2 separate regions of the Homo sapiens genome follow, and region 1 is linked to region 2. The links are chromatin loops, found by intact Hi-C in ENCODE. Cell type or tissue: GM12878. All regions are shown on one strand. Links, peaks and the distances in the headings refer to the core of each region. The heading gives the core; the rest is flanking DNA. Region 1 overlaps LRRC4C (leucine rich repeat containing 4C). Region 2 overlaps LRRC4C (leucine rich repeat containing 4C).

Evidence for each region. Peaks named below come from ENCODE experiments on the same cell type or tissue, not always from the same donor. Only the 100,000 strongest peaks of a DNase experiment are listed, where the experiment ranks them.
Region 1: it touches region 2 in a loop (3.0-fold over the local background); 3 of 110 quality-filtered maps call a loop at or near these places.

The regions. Positions count from the first base shown.
Region 1 is chr11:40,181,702-40,184,626 of GRCh38, reverse strand. The region is part of intron 5 of LRRC4C (leucine rich repeat containing 4C); the gene reads left to right. Among named protein-coding and RNA genes, the nearest start is that of LRRC4C, 1.3 Mb to the left of the region's middle. In GM12878, for the core only: no CTCF peak of the experiment used is centred there; a DNase peak (open chromatin) is centred at 1,096; H3K27ac peaks cover 724 bases.
Region 2 is chr11:40,240,311-40,243,235 of GRCh38, reverse strand. LRRC4C (leucine rich repeat containing 4C) reads left to right here. Exons shown (of 7, transcript NM_001258419.2): 5 at 1,638-1,717. Among named protein-coding and RNA genes, the nearest start is that of LRRC4C, 1.2 Mb to the left of the region's middle. In GM12878, for the core only: no CTCF peak of the experiment used is centred there; a DNase peak (open chromatin) is centred at 1,565.

The sequences.
Region 1 (2,925 bases), core at 97-2,596, 58 kb after region 2:
TTTCATAGACTTCGCCACTCGGAGTACTGTTAGAAATTCAATGACCTCCCCAAGACTGCCACAGATGCTTGTGAAGTTTTCATTTCTACAAGTCTCCTGGCTCCATATTTCTAACTTGTTGGTATTTCCTTATTCTTGCCTGGTTTCTCTGTGATTATTCCCTTGTTTTCTTCTATTATCAATCCAAATATTGACCACAAACCCTTTTTTATTCTATTTTCATCCCTCTAATCCGCTCAAAAGAGACAATTTGTGGTAAGGATTTTACTGGCCCCCTGTATTAGAAGGAGACTTATTTGAAATCTCAATATTTAATATTATTCTTCCTAAAGATCCCCTCAGTCATTTCCACTAACATGGGCTTCAGCTTCCCTCTTGATCCCATGAGCCAATTTGAATACTCTACATACACATATCAGCAATTTCTGCTGTGCCCATGTAATTCCTCTTTCAATTCAGAACACCTTTGAGTGGACAACAGTCATAAACCAGAACTGTCCCAGGGAAATTGAGATGTACCGTCACTCAAATAGCACAAACATAGCTAAGCAACCAGCTTAACATCTGATTTTTGCTGCTGCTTCTCCTTACTTTTTACTGATGTGCTCTAGCTGTGATTCAGTTTCAGTTCTATTCTTAACTCTAAGCTCTGTCTTCTGTTAATGATTTATATTATTGTCTTTTTCAGGACCCTCTGACACTCAACTCTTGACCCCTCTCAAGGACCTTGACTTGTACTGCTAATATCCTCAATTCAGCCTCCCTTTAGAGTACTAGCCAACCTCTAGCATAACCACAAGGCCTAAGATCTAGCCCCAGGCTAGGGATAGTAAGGCAGAGGGTAAGGACTGAGGAGGTATACCATGTAAAGTTGGCCTTTACTGAGATTCACGTTTTCAAAATGCAAGCACTTCAAACAGCATGTTTCTTTTTCCTCTTGTTAGCTCAACCTTTTCAATGAACAAAAAAAGCTGCACAGAGTTTCTGATTGGTTTTATAATGAGATCATTATCCTAGCTTGATCATGTTATAGAAGCCACTTTCCAGTCCATAAACTGCAATGTAGAACTGAAAGTCTTGAAAGAACACACCGGAACAGTGGTCAGCCTCCTGATGATTGATTCTAGTCTTCTCACCTCTTTGGCAGCAGGTTCTGTGAGGTGACTGTTACAGGAAGAGCATTGCAATCTGTAAGCTCAGCTATTTGGTCTGTTTCTAGAGATGTGAAAAAAGAAAACAACAACAAACGTTTGAGTTATTTTTTCCCCCAAACAGGGACTCTGTGGTAATTTCATTATTGGTAGTTGCAAAGGAAAAAGCACTCAAATGAAAGAAATTAATGTCCAATTTGCCTTTCAGTGGCCCGAAGCTTATCTGATAGCCATTGCAATCGAATGAATGGATGACTTTTAAAGAGAAAAAAAAATGCCTTGATTAAATTCATTCTTCCCTCACTACAGTATGTGCATTCTTACATTTTCCTGGATGTTACCAAATTTGCAAGGTACATTTTTTTAAAAAATCTCTTTATTTTTTGGTAATTATAAAGCTACATTCTTATAGGCAGTAGCATATGTAGTGGTTAATAGCTCAGGTAATGAAGCCAAACCAGCTGGATTCACATATCTGCTGTGCCATCTACTAGCTTAGCAAGCTTCCTAACCTCACTATGCCCCATTTTTTTAAACCATAAAATGAGAGTGATAATAGTACTTAACTCTTCCCGTTATTATGAAAACTAAATTAGTTAACACGTGTAATGATCTTAAAATAATGCATGATAAGAGTTCAGTATATGTTTGCTACAAATACAATTGGAGGAAACTGAAAATACAAAGACAGATAAAGCTGAAAAACACATAAATGAACAAATTACCTGTCAACCTAGAGCTCCATGCATTTGACATTTGGGATGTTTTCATTGTGAGAATTGTGTATTTGTAGGTTTTTGTGTGTATTCATGTGTGCATTTCTGTATCTGTATCATATTGTAAATGTGGCTGTGTATCTTTTTTCTTTAAATATTGCCGTTGAACATTTAGCATGCAATTAGAATTATTTTTATACTTTTTGGGAGCTGCATACAATTCTAAAATAAGAAGTTTTTGGAAAATTACTTATTCTGTGGCATTTAGTTCATAAAATAATTAAGTAAGGCACTAAGCCTTATGCTGAGATAATAAAGAGATGCAGAAATTTTATACAGTAACTCTTTTTTTATGTTTATGTGTACCCTGAAGAATCCAGAAGTTATACTTGTTTGTTTCCTTTGGTGCTAAGCAAGGGTGGTATGTGAGGTTTATATCTGGGAGTTTAGGCCAGGATGGTTGAGGCAGTGGGGAGGAGAGAAAGACACAGTGAGGGAAGGTGGATGTAATACACATCTCATAATAGTGTTATAAGGATAAAATTAAATAAGACTGGGCATGTAATGTGCTTAGCAGAAAGTGTTTAATAAACTTTAATTATTATTGTTGTTATTAATACTTTTTACTTATTACTTTACAAAGTATATTTTAAGTGCTTTCAAATTAATAGGCAGAAATACATTTGAACATTTGGGTTTACCTCATTCTGAATCAGTTAGCTTTCTTAATAAGAGAGAGAGGGAGAGCATCAAGGAATGAAATTTCCTGATAATTACATTTCCTCACATTAATAAATATTTGAATCACTCTCATTTTGTGTCCACCACTTGGAGATGTGAGAGGGAAGGGGATTGGCCATAGGAGGCCACCCAAAGGGAAGAGCAGACTCTGAGTCCCGGGGTAAGCTGTGCTTGGGTGACCAGCTCTGGCCCTGATGGGCAAAGCTTCATTTCCCTTGTCTCTCTTTTCTATTGTTCATTTAAGTGCCACCCTGGCTTTCTCATCTAACTCCCTATTAAGCTCTCTCCTCATGGTTGGGTAAGAATGGACCAGAAAT
Region 2 (2,925 bases), core at 250-2,749:
ATTATAGTGTAGAAATTTACCTTTTTAAACCAATTTGAACACATAAAACTTAAAAGGGTATCTTGCTGTCATTACATTACCATACAGGAAATGGACCAGAGGTCCTGTTATTCCAGAAGCCACATTCAAATGAATTTGACATTAATTTTCTAGAAATATTGGAGACAACATTAATTAATTGCAAAGGCACATACAGTTATTTGGTTGCAGAAAGCAAGAAATGTATGTTTATTTGTCATGCATACCATGAGGAGCTTCAAAGAATATTTTTTTTCAGACTGGAATAAAAAATCTTATTTTTACTCTTCTCATTCCATATTCTCTTTTTAGTTAAGAGCATGCCGAAAACATTCTATTGAATTGCTTCTTTGATGAACACTTGGGTTGTTCAAGCTTGTCATAATAGATGACAATAATAATGATGCTACTGATAACAGAATTGTTTTTTTTTGGATGATACACTTTTTTCTAGAATTTGTATCCTCTGTGTTGACCACATTGTGTTTGCAATTATTTAGGTACAGACACTAGCTTTCTTTATATATTAAATGCTAATAGGACCCAGTGTTTCAGGTTCACTTGTGTATGTCATAAAAATGAACCGAATCCATTAACCTCTGATTTAATGATTGGCTTAATTACTAGGGACTTTGGCAGTACCCACTTTTACATACATGATATCTGGATACTGCCTTGTTATTACATTTACATCTCCTAAACCATTTAATGAAATTGGGTTTAAGTCCAGATGATCTCTCAGATTTTATAAACTTAAACCATTCCCCGACTTTCTGATTTTCTGCTAGAAAGCAGTAATAATGAAAAGGAGAAAAGGGGAAAAACATAAAACTCATTTAAAAAATAAACAAAAGCCATTTCAAAGATACTGTCCCATACAAGAATGAAGAAAGGAAGATAAGTAAATGTAGTTAAAGCATGAGCCGTGATCATCACACACTCTTCATTCAACGGCTGAATTTGCCTTTTAAAATTATGCATACCAACTCTTTGTGTATTAACATAATAAAATTGTAATGCAATAAGAAAAAAAACATTTCCAAAAACACCAGAGAAGTCCAGACGGCTGATTAAAAGATGCTAAAATGTACAGCTCGCTGGAGACTGGAGTTCCTTTTTAGGTTGATTTTGAAGGACTTGTCCAGGCAAGGAGCCTTCCAGGAGGAAATGCATCCTTGTCTGGGGTCCAGTCAAGGGCTGGACTCCCAGCTCCCCAGTGAAAAATTTCTCTAGGAGAAATTCCTGAAGCAGGGCCCAGACAGAAGGAGTCACCAGATCCTCAGAAGGGGGAGGAGATGATTTACTCTCTCTCTGGTCTGATTTTCAGTTGCAACACTTCTCAGGCAAAGAGCATGCCAACAGCCTTTCTCTTCTGCTTTGCTTGTCTGTGGTGGATACTAGCAACCTATGTGGTTCTAAAGTATCAAGCTGAGATTATAGTATCAATGAGTTGGAACATCAATAGTGCCAAGTGCCATTTAAAAATCTTTTCATCTTCTTGTGTGTTGCTTTTGGAGAGGAAATGTTTTCAGATGTGGTTTCTAGCCTTGCAGAAAAATGGCATTTTCAGGCTGTATGGGACTCTTACATCATCTAGTTTCAATCACCTCATTTTGCAGAGCAAGAAACTGAGAGTGAGAAAGAAGGGACTGGCCAGAGTTACTCAGCTAGACAGTGACAGACAACAGTGGAACTTCTGGTAAGTTGTGTGGCTTCTGGGCTTTTCCTTCCAAATATAAAAAATGGAATGAGGGATAGGCTTAGATAATCTTTTAAAGGTTTTTTTGTTCTAATACTCTACTTCTGTTATTTATTTATTTATTTATTCATTTCTCTGAGACAGGGTTTTGTTGTGTTGCCAAGGCTGAAGTGCAGTGGTGCCATTATAGCTCACTGCAGTCTCCAGCTCCTGGGTTCAAGCAGTCCTCCCATCTCAGCCTCCCGAGTAGCTAGCACCACGGGTGTGCACTACCATGCCTGGCTAACTTTTTATTTTTTCATAGAGACAGGGCTCTTGCTATGTTTTGCAGGCACTCCTGCCTCAAGCAATTAGAACTCCAGGCTTCAAGCAATTCTTCCCCCTCAGCCTCCCTAAGTACTAGAATTAAGTTACCCAGACGATTTTTAAATTTTAGACACCTGTCCATTATTTCATAACCAAAAGGCTTTTATAAAAGTAACATATTTTTATGCCTAAACAACAGCGTTGAGACATTTTGATGAAGCCTAAAGTTTTAGTTAATATTTTGCATTGTGTAGAGATATTTACTTTAGAATGTGGCCTAGAATTAGGCTAAACACTTTGAAAATGTGCTCTGGTTTTGAAAATGGTTGACAATTTCCTATATTACATTCTAAAACTATAAACATCCTAACACTATAAATGCTTTCTTAATGAAACTATAATATATATTTAATATTATTACCTATATTGTGTTACTCATTACTAAAAATGTTCAGATCACATAAATGACTAAGGCCAATTAAAAAGTCATACTGTAGAGGACAGAAATGCCCATATAGGTTTTAGTTAGTTGAAAACTCCATCACTTATAAGCATAGATTAGGTTTTTCTTTTTCATTTCTTCAGCAGGCACATTTTAGACAAACTGACAGCAAATCCATTATGTAATGGCCACTAAAAAAGCTTTCATCAAGAGTGTGCATGTTTAGTGTCTCTGTGTGGGAGAAACTGGGTTATGGTAGTTGAAAAGGCAAAAGATTCAAGAGTAAGATAGGACTGGGCTTTTAAGTTCTGGGCTTCATGGATAATGCAATCAGAATTCTCTAATCCTGAGGTTGGAGTGTTGGTTGACTATAGACGGAAGCTGTCTGCGTCTTCAAACCATTAGACATGGAGGTTCTCAGATATTTATTTACATAAGTGACATGTAACAAGTTATACAT